Linked DNA regions of Homo sapiens: region 1 is linked to region 2. A link is an interaction called in ENCODE POLR2A ChIA-PET data of the cell type or tissue named here. Cell type or tissue: OCI-LY7. All regions are shown on one strand. Links, peaks and the distances in the headings refer to the core of each region. The heading gives the core; the rest is flanking DNA. Region 1 overlaps SCRN1 (secernin 1). Region 2 overlaps ZNRF2 (zinc and ring finger 2).

What was found. ChIA-PET counts read pairs that join two places held together with the same protein. Peaks named below come from ENCODE experiments on the same cell type or tissue, not always from the same donor. Only the 100,000 strongest peaks of a DNase experiment are listed, where the experiment ranks them.
Region 1: POLR2A ChIA-PET joins it to region 2 with 7 read pairs; 1 of 35 experiments calls an interaction of 5 or more read pairs at or near these places.

The regions. Positions count from the first base shown.
Region 1 is chr7:29,954,428-29,958,427 of GRCh38, reverse strand. It overlaps SCRN1 (secernin 1), which reads left to right. Exons shown (of 8, transcript NM_014766.5): 3 at 3,068-3,249. Among named protein-coding and RNA genes, the nearest start is that of FKBP14-AS1, 32 kb to the left of the region's middle. In OCI-LY7, for the core only: no CTCF peak of the experiment used is centred there; DNase peaks (open chromatin) are centred at 247 and 2,137; H3K4me3 peaks cover 910 bases; H3K27ac peaks cover 2,424 bases.
Region 2 is chr7:30,317,423-30,328,135 of GRCh38, reverse strand. It overlaps ZNRF2 (zinc and ring finger 2), which reads right to left. Exons shown (of 5, transcript NM_147128.4): 2 at 4,399-4,494. Among named protein-coding and RNA genes, the nearest start is that of MIR550B1, 33 kb to the right of the region's middle. RefSeq lists an enhancer at 5,338-5,387 and a silencer at 9,127-9,295. In OCI-LY7, for the core only: a CTCF peak has its summit at 5,206; DNase peaks (open chromatin) are centred at 5,315 and 5,705; H3K4me3 peaks cover 3,236 bases; H3K27ac peaks cover 2,304 bases.

The DNA.
Region 1 (4,000 bases), core at 1-4,000, 370 kb after region 2:
TAAAAGTGGCTGTGGAGTTCATGTTCTAGATGGCTGACTTTACCAAGTTGAGCTAATTAAATTTTGTGTAAGTGTTCCTGATTTTGTGAGATCTGCTCCCAAAGTGGGATTTTAAGTAGCCAGTCTATCTACATGAGACAAGTGTGTTTACCCCTCCCCAACCCCACCTGGTTGTGATTAGCCAGATTTAAAACATAATGGAGCAGGTGTGAATGGCTGTCATAGAAGAGCCCTTATGAGGCCCGTGCTCTGTGGCCCGTGACAAAGATGCAGCAAGGGGCATGTGTTCCAGGCTCGGGGCCTGTGAAGGGATCTGGCTGCCTGGCTTTCGGTCTGGTGCTTAGGAGGGCTGATTGGGCCCATCTGGCTACTTGGGGATCCCCTTCCTTCCTCACCATTCCGAGTTTGGCCTGAAAAACATCAAGTTGGCTGCATATATTTTGAACTCCTGCAAAGACCATCTGGTCTTTTTGATTCAATTGTCAACATTTTTTTAATCAGGCAATCTGTATTAAGCCCTTGTAGTTCTGTGCCTTAATGACATCATGGCAGCTCCCCCACATGGCACAGCAGGGACCTCTCTGGACCATAGAGACCCTTCACATGCCCCTTCCTCTCTTAAGCCCTTAGCTCTGTCTGGAGTACCTTGATGGCTGGCCCATTTTTTAAGGTCAACCCAGATTTCTCCCACGTGATACAGCCTCTAGCGGACCATGCGGATGTGTTTCCTCATTTCTTTGGACTTTTACCTTCTGTGCTCCCTTAGAGCTTTGTAATTTCTCCAGCCATCCATTCAGCCACCGATCCAACAAAAGGCTTATTGATGCCTGATATATACCAGACTTGGGGCATGTCAGTGAACTAAATAACAAAGATATCCCCCTTCCCTCTTGGGGCTTACACTCTAGCTGGGGGAGATAGTATACATAAACAGTACATGTAATAAGTCCATCAGTTCTGTAGTATTTCAGAAGGGGATAAATGGAATGGAACGGCAAAGAGGAAAAGCAGAGCTGGGCTGGGTGGATCAGAAGGGCAAAGCAGGAGGCAGTGGCACGATGCTTCAGGAATGAAGCAGGCAGGCCTGGGAGACACTGAAGCTGGCCTGGGCTCGTAGGAATTTGTGTGCGCGCCTTTGCCTTCCTCCCCAGCCAAAAGGACAGGGCCTGGGCCTCCTCACTGATTTTCTGCTTGCAGCATTTAGCACAAAATGCTTTGCATGTAGTTGGTGTTCTGTAAATAATTGGGGAAATGGAAATGAGTGTGTAAAAATGAATTTGAAGACAAATAAACCATTTCCTAATTTTTACTTTTTTTCTGCCCTTTTAAAAACCTGTATGATAAATCTGTGCTTAAGAAGCTGAGATTCTTTTCCTATTTACTCATTGTTTTCAAGACAAAAGTTGCCACTGGCACTCAGTGCGGACAGGGGTTTTGGAAAGTGTTGGTCAATGCCTGGACTACTTTTTGACATAGAGTGCAATGTTAAGATGTAAACGTCAATTCCATTTAGAAGAGCACAGAGGAGCAGAGTTTGATTACTGCTCTGGCCAGCTTCGTGCTCTACAAGAATCATTTTTTTTTTAAATAAATAACTTTTGGGAACTGCATAGAGGGAAAATCTTGAGTATATTTTATTGTCAGTTTGCCATGAAAAATTCAAGAGTCTCTTGAAAACCTCTGGATATAATTAGTTTTCAGTTTGCAAATATTTATCAAGTAAAATGACATTATCCCAGTGCAGAGCAACACCTTAACATGAATTGTGCAGACCCAAAGTCACCTGACCAGTGAGTGTGTGTGTCACACGGGTTTCAGCTCTTACCTGAGGTTTAGCGATTATGGGAAATCAATACAGAATAGCTTTGTGGGCTGCATTCAGTCGATATAGCTGGGTCTTGAGTTAAAAAAAGAAAGATCTAAGGCTGCTGTTGCTTTCAGCTGCCCCGTTTAAAATGTAAATGATTCCTGCAGCTGATAAAATTCTCCCTTGAGAGCTCCAGAGCACTGTGTAACTTAGAGACTTGAATTCAATACAGCGTCCACCACACAAAGGGTGTGTCATAGGCTCGTAGAATGTCAGAGTCAGGAGGCCCCCATGGGGAAGCTAGTTGCAGGTTCCTCTGCCGTGGGTCACAACGTGGGGAGGGGAAAGGGAAGCACAGGAGGGCGAGACTCTGAGGGTTACCCACATCCTGGTCCCGGGCCTCTTCCTCCCTTTGCCTGGACATACTTTGACTGATTTTATTGTGCTTATGATTCTGTGTAAGAGTTCGTGTGAAGAAGGTGTTCTGAGGTTAAAAATACTTGGGAAGAAATAGTTTGACTCAAATTAGCTCCCCCATTTTCCAGGTAAAGCCACTGCAGCCTGGAGAAGGTAAGATGCACCACTAAGTTGTGTGTTCTGCAGTTCTGACAGCAGCTGGAGATGCACCTCCATGGGACTGTTTCCTTCTGTGTCCACCTCACTGTCTTAGTGTGAGGATCAAATGGGACAGGCAGGAAATCCCACAGTGTAATGCAGTAGTTAAATGCAAATGTTATTATCCTTTTCTGTTTTCTACCACTAGAGCAACCATGTAGGTTATCAAACTGTGTTTCAGGAAACCCAAAGGGTCCTTGCAGGGGGACTCAGGGTTCTGCTTTCTTTAGGCAAAGATCTTCCCTTTTACCTGCTTTCTATCTTAGGCTTCTAGGTGAAGTTTCTTTTGAAGGTAGGGCTCGTAAATAGCTGTGTTCAATATTGGTGAATGCTGGCAGCCGCCTGTGCCTGTTGAAATGGGCAGGCTTAGGATGTTCAGGATGATGATTGGCTGAATACCTGGTTCAAGATGATTGCCCTATTACGTGAGCACCAGGAATAGATTGGCATAAGCCACACAGTCTGAAACTCACCATGGAGACTTTTGAGCTGCATTGTGAAGACTTAAAAATCAGGGTATTCCCAAGGCCTTTTATTTTTTGGCTCTGTTTGTAACTAATATGATGGTTCAGTATAAGTACCCAGGCAGAAATGAGGTGGTACCTGACAGGTGATGGCGCTTTCTTTCCTGTGTTTGTTTTTCAGTGCACTTACATTTCAATCGACCAAGTTCCAAGGACCTATGCCATAATGATAAGCAGACCCGCCTGGCTCTGGGGAGCAGAAATGGGAGCCAATGAACATGGAGTGTGCATAGCCAATGAAGCCATCAACACCAGAGAGCCAGCTGCCGAGATAGAAGCCTTGCTGGGGATGGATCTGGTCAGGTACTGCATGGTGATTCTTTGAAACAACTTCCTAGAAAAGGTTGGAAATGGGGACAGGATTTATTTCTCCCTAAACCTTGCATTTTTTAACATAATCCTTCCAAAGATGATGTGTGCCTTTTGATAGAAACTTTAAGATGATGAGATAAATGAGTGGATTACAATGGAATATTACTTAACAATAAAAAAAAATCAAGTGGCTGGGCATGGTGGCTCATGCCTGTAATCCCAGCACTTTGGGAGGCCGAGGCAGGTGGATCACCTGAGGTCAGGAGTTCGAGACCAGCCTGGCCAACATGGTGAAACCCCGTCTCTACGAAAAATACAAAAATTAGCCGAACGTGGTGCTAGGCGCCTATAATCCCAGCTACTCAGGAGGCTGAGACAGGAGAATTGCTGGAACCTGGAAGACGGAGGTTGCAGTGAGCCGAGATCATGTCATTGCACTCCAGCTGAGGCGACAACAACGAGTCTCCATCAAAAACAAATGAACAAAGAATCAAGTATAGATACATACTAAAGCATAATGATCTTGAAAACATTATACTGAGAGAGAAGCCAGACACAAAAGGTCACATATTGTGATTCTATTTATATGAAATATACAGAATAGGCAAATCCATAGAGGCAGGAAGTTAGATTAGTGGTTGCCTGGGGTTTGGGTGTGGGTGAGAGAATGGGGAGTGATTCCTAATGGGCATGAGCTTTCTTTTGCGGGTGTTGAAAATGTTCTAAACCTTAGATTGTGGTG
Region 2 (10,713 bases), core at 3,706-7,705:
TTTAAAACCAGGTGGCATTAGAATTCCCCTTGCCTATGATAGGAAAGTACATTATTAACCTGCCACCTCTCTGTAACCCTCCAAATCAGTCCAGGCAAAGCTCCTTTCTCCTTCACTTACTCATAACTGGCCACTGTCCAAGAGCTAGTTTTAAAACCTCAAAAACTATACACGGTTTTTATTAAGAAGCTGTATTTGCTTCTTGCTGTGAATGTTTATACAATTAATACATACTTTGAATTTTTTATCTCTACAAAATAAAAAATAAAAGCCAGGCATGGTGGCATGCACCTGTAGTCCTAGCTACTTAGGAGGCTGAGGTAGGAGGATCACTTGTGCCCAGGAGTTTGAGGCTGTCGTGTGCCATGACTGTGCCTATAGATAGCCACTGAGCTCCAGCCCGGGCAACACAGCAAGATCCTGACTCTAAAAACAAAAATATATATATTTTTATTTTTTAAAGCTTTCAGTCAGCAACTTTAAGAATGCCTACAAGTTTATTTACTTATTGCATGAAATTTATTAATTTCTAGATTGAAATACTGTTAAATATTTAAAATTCGAAATATTTGGTTGTTATAGTATCCCCAAGCAGAAGGTTATATATTAGTTCTTAAGACACCAAACAAGTGATCTAGCAGAACAGTTTAATGACTTAGGCATAGTTAAATCAGGAAATTAAGAACTGTCAAATATCCAAACCTGACCAAAAACAAGCAATGGGGAAAGGATTCCCTATTCAATAAATGGTGCTGGGATAACTAGCTAGCCATATGCAGAAGATTGAAACTGGACCCCTACCCCACGCCAACCTCCTTAAACCACATACAAAAATTAAGTCCAGATGAATTAAAGACTTAAATGTAAAATCCAAAACTATAAAAACCCTGGAAGACAACTTATGCAATACCATTATAGACATAAGAACAGGCAAAGATTTCATGACAAAGGCACCAAAAGCAATTGCAACAAAACCAAAAATTGACAAATGGGATCTAATTAAACTAAAGAGCTTCTGCACAGCAAAGGAAACTATCAACAAAGTGAACAGACAACCTACAGAATGGGAGAAAATTTTTGCAAACGAAGCATCTGACAAAGGTTTAATATCCAGCATATATAAGGAACTTAAACAAATTTACAAGAAAAAAGCAAACAACCCCATGAAAAAATGTGCAAAGGAGATGAACACTTTTCAAAAGAAGACATAAATGTGGCCAAGAATCATATGAAAAAAAGCTCAACATCACTGATCATTAGAGAAATGCAAATCAAAACCACAAGGAGATACCATTTCAAGCGTCAGAATGCGTATTATTAAAAAGTCAAAAAAAAATACATGTTGGAGAGGCTGCAGAGAAAAAGGAACACTTAACACACTGTTGGTGGGAGTGTAAATTAGTTCAACCATTGTGGAAGACAGTATGGCAATTCCTCAAAGACCTAAAAACAGAAATACCATTTGACCCATCAATCCCACTACTGGGTATACACCTAAAGGAATATAAATCCTTGTGTTATAAGACACATGCATGCATATGTTCACTGCAGCACTGTTCACAAGAGCAAAGACATGGAATCAACCTAAATGCCCATCAAATGATAGACTGGATAAAGAAAATGTGGGTCCATATATACCGTGTGAATACTACACAGCCATAAAAAAGAAGATCATGTCCTCTGTGGAAACATGGATGGAGCTGGAGGCCATTATCCTCAGCAAACTCACACAGGAACAGAAAAGCAAATTCCGCACGTTCTCACTTGTAAGTGGGAGCTAAATGATGAGAGCACATGGACACAAAGAGGGGAACAATACACATTGGAGCCTACCAGAGGGTGGAGAGTAGGAGGAAGGAGAGGATCAGAAAAAATAACTAATGAGTACTAGGCTTAATACCTGAGTAACAAAATATCTGTAGAACAAACCCCCATGACACAAGTTTACCTATATAACAAACCTGCACATGTACCCCTCAACTTAAAAGTTAAAAAAATTGTTAAATATCACAATACACAAGAAGACTGTATTCTAGATATATTACACAAAAAGTAAACATACAGAATACTAAGACTGTGTGTAAATATATTATTATATGGTCAAATATATTTGTGATTTTCAAATTGAAAGCCAGAAGCTTTAAGATTTATGGATATTTAAAGGCACTCATATTAAACATAAACAATTATAGAATATAAGATAGTGGAGCAGGTATGAAAAACAAACCCATATACTTTTAGTCACAAATTTTGAATGAGAACACTTTCTATTTCTTAAATAACTAAACTTGAAGTAGATAATGCAAAGTAGCCAATTCAATTTCATAATGCAAAAAGGTTAGGATATAATCAACAAATACATTTATTATGCCAAGTAACTGCTTAAAACCACTTTCACATTTCATCAGCAAATGAATGGCAAAAAGTGCTCTATTGTCAACCCTGTAATAGGGTGGCTGAAGCACCACCATACTAGAAAAAGTGAAGGAAAGGGAAGAATTGAGAGACTGATTCTTAGATCAACTTGCAAAACACTACCAAAAGTAATATGCTCATTTCAATGTTAAATTCTACCCCTCCCAACATTTTTGTTACCTGAGGAGAAAGCTCAGATAAGTGCTGCTATATCTACTAAGTTTTTCATAGAACCTTTTTATTTAACCAATAATTCTTAGCTCAAAGAAATCAGTGACTATTACTATTAGTAGGCTGTAAGCTCCATTTCTGTTCATTCACTGCTATATCTCTAATTCCTAACACAGTACCTCGCACATAATTGATGCTCAAAATATATGTTGAATTTAGCCAATCTTTCAATTGGCTATAGTGTTTACTGGTACCCTTTCTACACATTTTATTTCAGGCCAAAATTTATATTTAAAAAAAATGAAATTTCTCTTAAGCTTTTGAAGTCTGTTTCTTTATAAAATTTTGAAAACAACTTTCATTTTTCCTTCATTTTATTCTATTCATTGGTTAGGACAGAACTACTTGATTTTTCCCCCCCAAGTCTATTCCAAAGTATGCCAAGGCTACATTTAAAATCTTTCCTAGGTTTTGGAATATCTAGAGATTTTGGTCAGGAAAGAATGGTACAGTCTAAAACACCAGACCTAAAAAAATACCAGTTCGCTCCAGAGCTCACAGACTAAATTTGTATATGGGAGGAAAGACAGAGACACATATGCACTGCATAGGTAGAGTTTTGGGTTTCTCTTAATGACTTTTTTCTCCCATTAGGCATCTATTTACTATTGAATAAACTTTTATTCTCCCTACTCCTCATATATGTTCCCTTCATTTACTCTATACTCTTAAACAAAAAGAAAAAAGTTGCAATTTCAACCATGCTTACTTACTTTTGAAAATGGCCATTATGAACATTACATTTTACTTAGGCTTAACCCAAAAGATTTTATTTCAATGCAGCAGTTCTCAAACTGTGGTCCAAAGAATCTTGTACAGTAGGAGAAGTGGAAGAGCCTTTGAAATCCTTTTAGATTAACAAAGTAAAAACTATTTTCATGGTAACACTAAGTATCTGTTTTTTTGTTTGTTTGTTTTTGTTTTTTTTTCTTTTTTTTTTTGAGACAGAGTCTCACTCTGTCTCCAAGGCTGGAGTGCAGTGGCACAATCTCGGCTCACTACAACTTTCGCCTCCTGGGTTCAAGCGATTCTCCTGCCTCAGCCTCCCGAGTAGCTAGGATTTCAGGTGTGCACCACCACACCCAGCTAATTTTTTTTTTTCTTTTTTTTTTTCTTTTAGTAGAGATGGGGTTTCACCATGTTGGCCAGGCTGGTCTCAAACTTGGGATCTCAGGTGATCTGCCTACCTCGGCCTCCCAAAGTGCTGGGATTACAGGTGTGAGCCACTGTGCCTGGCCATATCTGCCTTTTTCATTCCCATTCTCTCCAGTATAGCAGCAGAGTTTTCCAGAGGACACAAGACGTGCCATATCACAATAAACTGAATGAAGAAGCAGATGTGAGAATTCCTTGTCATGAAGCCTGATATTAAAGAGTTTGTAAAAATCCTGAAAATGCCACTCTTGTCACTAAATATTTTGTCTTAGAAAATTTACTTTTCATTTAAAAGTTGTCAACATAATTATATTTATGTTTAACAAAATAAATTAAAAATTATAAATTCTGTTTTAATTTATGACAAATATGGATAGATATAACCCAAGTAAAGAAAAACTCTTTGAAGTCCTCAGTAATTTTTTGAAGTGTAAAGAAGTCTTGAGATCACAGAATTTGAGAACCACTGCATTAATGCACTAGTAAAAATAGAGAAAACAATGTCCTTCCCTCCTTTTAAATTATACTTGAAACATGAAATTCATAAAATGTAAGTTAATTCTAACTTAAAATATTATTTTAAACCATTGGACTTACCATTATAGGTTATTCGTGGCTTTGTTAAACACATTACAAGATGCAAATCCATTTCATCTGAGGATACAAATTTTGAGCATACAGGGCACTTAAATCCTAAAAAACAAAAGAAACTCAAGTTACTTAACTATTCTGAATATCCAGCTATGGCTTTTAAAAAGCATGGAAAATCAAAAAGCGTTTGAAACTTCAATATTACACTTACTGCATTACACTGTTTATGTGCAACTCAAGTCAGGAAAATTTTGTGATTATAATATCTGACTTTTGTATCAGTTTATGAAGATGATCTCCTCATCAAACAAAACAAGTTAAAATGAGAGGGATGCAGTCCACTACAAACTCCTGTATCTCTCTCTGATGTACTGGTCCAGGTATTCTCGTTTTTAATTTTTTACATTAACCTGTACTCATGATTTCATGTTATTACAAGCTTTGTAATCTGACTACTCTTGTGGAAATTACCTTTACCAACTTGGTATAGTACACTGTGAGTCACAAGTTTTATAGCTAAACAGCACCTTAGACACTATTCTACCTCAATAACCTTAAAATTTTATCTGATGCAGAACGTGAAGCCTTTCAGAACAGCAAAAACAGGTCTAGAATCTAAGACTCCTGACTTCTACTTTAATGGTCTTTCTGCCACACCATGGCACTGAAGTCATAATGAAAACAGAAACTAGCATCAGATCGGGGTACAGGTTTTTGCAGTCAATTTTTGACACTTAAAAATTAGCTAGTTTCCTACATTATTCAATCTGCACTACTAAGTATTTGCCTGAAGTACTCCATTAAAAATAAACTAGCATAATAAAATAGGGACTATTTGATGTATTCAGCTCTGTTCTGCCCCCTCACTTACCAAGGTGAAGTGTCCCATCCCTGCCTTCTTGCTGCTAAGACAGTCCTCAGATATACCATGTTCCCCTGCTGTCCTACTGCTCCCTCCCCTGACACCACTAAGCTGTTTGGAAACCTGAACCCAGATAGCCAACTTATAGTTTGGCTAGGCACAAATCAGAAGTGGAACAAAAAGATGGCATAGGCCAATCAATTTTTTTTTTTTTTGGAAATATGATTAAGAAACAGTGAGAGACTATATTGGCCAGCAGTAAAGAGCTTAAGCAGAAAGGTCAAAAGTAAGTAAAAGAGAGACAGTGGTGTCCATGACGGCTCAGGTGTAAGCTGAACTTACGAGAGAACAGAAACTATAGGCAAGCACAAGAAAGAAGGCCACATGAAGCTAGAGTGTAGACAGGAACAGAAGCACTGTGAGAGACAACTAATAAGATGGGTGGTGAAAGAGACGTTTTGGCAGCTCTCTAGTTCCAACACATGTGTTCTCACAGGAACTGTCCTCCCTTCACTGTGATGTGAAACTCACTGCAACCAAATGAGTGAGGCTAGAATTATACCTCATGCCGAACTTTATAAGGATTGGGAAAAAGATTTTGGCACAGCTAATCCTCCAGGTATTCAATTTCCTAAATGAAATATATGATTTTGTACAATGTTTTTCAAACTGTAGTACATGCATTTTAAAAGAAAGGAATAAAGGTATGTTTACTTCAACTTCTTGAAAACCACCAAAAAGAGAAAGAAAAAAAACAGGAAGGAGGATTCGATTAAAACAAGTTTGTCCAACGCATGGCCTAATGTGGCCCAACACAAATTCATAAACTTCCTTAAAACATTATGAGATTTTTTGCAGTTTTTTTTTTTAGCTGATCAGCTATTGTTAGTGTATTTTATGTGTGGCCCACAGAAGCCAAAAGATTAGACACCCCTAAAAATGAAACTATAAAAAATGTGGCCCAAGGAAGCCAAAAGATTAGACACCCCTAAAAATGAAACTACAAAAAAACTATAATGGCCAAACACAGGCTACATCGAATACTGTGAAACTGATCAACCATGGGGAGAAAGCAGAGATCCTAAAACTGCAACCAGATTTTAAGCATCAACTAAAGAATTCTTGCCTTGAAACTTAAAAAATTTGCTTCCCTGAAGTTAAACTTAGCATAAACGAGGGCAAGAGGCAACTGATTTGAAACATCAGAATCATCTGGGTACTGGCAAACAAACTTAAACAAAAGTGCAATACTGTGAACCTAAAAAGCCTCACTTGAGAGCCATCCAACTGCCTACAAAGTAGAGCCTAAGGGGAAAAACAGTACGTACAAAGAACCACCTGGATTTCTAGTTAAATACAGTGAATTAAACACATGTTTCTCTCTCCTCCCCTCCAAAACCTACTAAAATGAAAATAAATAATATTTAATAAAAATGAGTTAAAGAACTTGAGAGAAGTCGGCAGCAAATGAGAAAAAAAAAATAGATGAAAGCATCAACGGCACGGAGCAAACACAGATCCTGAGTGTCTGCACAAGTAAGCCAATTCTCACTAAATAATTCCCAAAGGACTCAGGCATCTGGAGCTCCATGACTTCCCAACACAGTAGTGATACATGAGGCTAAAATCTAGACTGACTGAAAGACTGAATAAAAAACAGATCCCGAGGTCCCCAATCCATTACATACAGCCAAGCAAATACCATACCCCCACTAGAGCATGAGAATGGAGATTTACTGTGGGGAAAACAACAACAACAACAACAAAGAATATTCGGAATTGAGAATACCAGGCACGGCAACGGGCAGGGAAGAAAATAGAAGAATAAAGATCTCCGAACTGAAAAAGGCCCCACTCCATAGCCTCCATCTCTACTAAGAAATTGGTAGATTCTTCTCTTAAATCAAAAGGTCTCACAGAATGATACATCAAAATCCTTGACTATTAATAAGCCTTATCTTTGCACATAAAGCTTCCAATCAGTTTTTTAAGGCAGCTCTAAGGCATTATGCAACAAAAGAAAAAAAATGTATCATGGTTAAACACATCAGAAGCAAATTCCAAAGACAAATAATGAATTTAAAATATTTGCAATGTATATCAAAAACAAAAGGACAATATCCTTAATATACAAATGCTCCTTGACTTAGGATGGTAAATTGAAAATATCTTCAGTTGAAAATGCATACACCTAAACTACCAAACATCGTAGCTTAGGCTAGCCTACCTTAAATGTGCTCAGAACCCTTTCAATACCGTATTCAATAAATTACATGAGATATTTGGCTCAGCACCACCGAGTTTCATTATGAATATTGCTAGCCCTGAAAAATATTGAAATTCAAAGTATAGTTTCTACAGAATGCATATCACCTCCACACCATTATAAAGTCAAAAATCCTAAGTTAAACATCTATGTAAAGCACTCTTAAAACTGTATACATATATATGATATGCATGTGGGTACTACTAGTATGTATTTACATATTTACTTAACCACAGCCTGTCCATTTCTAAATTCTTTGTTTTGATTCATCCTTGATTCATCTCTCTCTGTATAGTTATCTTTCTATATACCTGAGTAGATTTATTTATAAATGTATGTATCGATAAATTATTTATATAGAGAAATTTCTCTATGTATATATAGAAAGATCTGTATAGAGATCTACATATATAACATATATAGATAATTATTTGGGACACATGGCAGAGGGGTCTTCAGAGCTCTTGGAAAAAAATGGGACTCAAGAAGTGTATTATCTTTAAATACTCAGACTCAGGACTCAACCAACAGATGAATCAAAACAAAGAATTCGTGGTTAAATAAATATATAAACTCACGGACACACAGGTAGTACACACATGCACGATTCTATTTAAAAATAAAAATATGTGTAAACAACTATAGGAATTATCTCTACAAAACAGTACTAAATATTACAAATGTAAACAGTGTGAAAATGATCAAACTAACAAAAACTGGGATGGGAACAGCAGGATCATCTTGGTGTATAAAAGGCCAAGAGAGACTGTGATGAAGAGAGTCAACAGTAGAGATGAACCAGATCATTCTGCTCTTGTTAAACAGAGAAGAAAACATATAGACAATGAATCACTAGTGTCATTAATCCTTCTCTTCTACCCAAAGAACTTTTAGATGGTCACCAGTATCCTACTAAGGTGTCATCTTTCTCCAGGAATCTTTCTCTAAGTGCTCTACCCCAAGGTCAACTTGATCATTCCCTCCCTTTGTATTTCTTCCATACCTGGACAATACTTCAATGCAGCACATGGCCCTGTGTTTATTTACATGTCAATCTCCTTATTATCCTTAATAGTCAGGTGAAAATACAGAAATGTGAGGCCCAATAGACCTGGTAAAAATCCTGTTTCTATTACATACAGACTAGGTGACCCAGGGAAGGCACTTCAGCCCTCCAGGCCTGACTTCTTCCCTGTAAACACTGATACTACTACTTACACATTAGAAATTTGGTGAGAATTAAAGATTATAATGTATATATAATGCCTGCAACATAGTAAGTATTCAGTAAACAGTGGCTATCATTTATTGAAATTTTCCCCTCTACACTTTTCAGACAACTCTTATTCTTTGTAAATTCTTAAAACAGTACAGTTCTTGCCCAGGAGTTTGAGGCTGCAGTGAACTATGATCCTACCACTGCACTACAGCCCGGGCAACAGGGTAAGACTCTGTCTCTAAAAATAAAGAGTACAGTTCTAAAACGACATTTTTTTTTTTTTTTGAGACGGAGTTTCGCTCTTTCACCCAGGCTGGAGTGAAGTGGCGCAATCTTGGCTCACTGCAACCTCCACCCCCTGGGTTCAAGTGATTCTCTTGCCTCAGCCTCCCGAGTAGCTGGGATTACAGGCACGCACCACCACACCCAGCTAATTTTTGTATTTTTAGTAGAGATGGGGTTTTGCCATGTTGGCCAGGTTCGTCTTGAACTCCTGACCTCAGGTGATCCGTCCGCCTCAGCCTCCCAAAGTGCTGGGATTGCAGGCGTGAGCCAACACACCCAGCCTCTATAATGACATTCTTTAATAATAAAATCCAGATTCCTATTAAGAAAAACTTTCTGTAACTACTCAATGACACATACTGCTGCATCAAAGTTACTTTACCAAATGCTTTTCCATTGTTGATGACTAAGGCAAAAAGATTTTTCTTTGTATCTCCAGTGGCCCAACCCTACTTTTAACTCAGTATTTGTACATTGTTTCCTCCTAGAAACCAACCACAAACAAAAAGGGACTGATCCTAAACCTGAGACTGGTGAATACACCAATTGGCAGGAAAAATACAGGTGAGATTTTTGGGTTTTTTGTTGGTAGAAAAATTACTCCAACCACCAAGTCAGATCTGTTAGGCATGACAGAAGATGAAGGCCCTATTATGAGATTTACATACCAAATCATTATTCTACAACTGCAAACAGGTCATCTAAATGCAACTTTCTTAGTTATGAGAGTTCCCAATAACCACAAACAAAATAAAGACACCAGCAAAAATCACCCAGAAGAACTGATCCTCTCAATCACTATATCCAAAGAGAAATAAAGGTAACCAGGGACTACATTAGAGACAGATGAGATGCCAGATGTTTGGACTCTTCTATTTTAACCTTTATAATAATCCAAATATTCTGCCCCTCCCCCAGATGTCATGAACCTCCCTCCTATGTCATCGACCTCACTGGCTATAAATGTTCTCTATCCAAAGCCGGCACTCCAAGTTTCCCCAAAATCAAAACCATTCCTTTATACTGTCCCTAAAACAAAGCTCCACTCCATCTGATCTCAATTAGGTAATCTGACTAATTTATTTCCAGAAGGCAATAATCAATAGGCTTAACACTCCCCTACGTAGAAATGCAATGAATATGACAAACAATGGAATGAATCAGTGACAGAGGAATGGGTTCAGGAGATTTTTACAGCAAGTAACCTCCATCTGCTACACCAGGCCATACAAAGCTCTTCAGGTAATACAAAACAGAAGCTGTCATTCCATCTCTGATAACAGAACTAAAGAATATTAACCATAAGGAACCTACACTCTCTCTGTTTAAACTGCTCACTTAAAGAGAATATAGGTCTAAGTGGAAAGACATCAAAAGTGCCAGAACTCAGCTCTTCTGATTCCTAGGCTTTGAGCTTTCTGTCACAGCATCCTGGCTGTTGGCCCTCTTTTGCATTACTGAATGCATGCAAGCAACCCCATGCCACCATTCCCTGTACAAGGCTTTCCCACTATTTCCCACTATGAGCCTAATACAAATTTGGTGTTGCCATTTAATTATTTTCCTCCAATAGAACATACCCATTACATCTCCATGCCTTTGCTCTTGATTAAGCCAATATTTTCATCCTACTTTACTAAAAATTTACTCCCATCCCTTCAAGCCCAGATCAAGTCTCACCATCTCAAT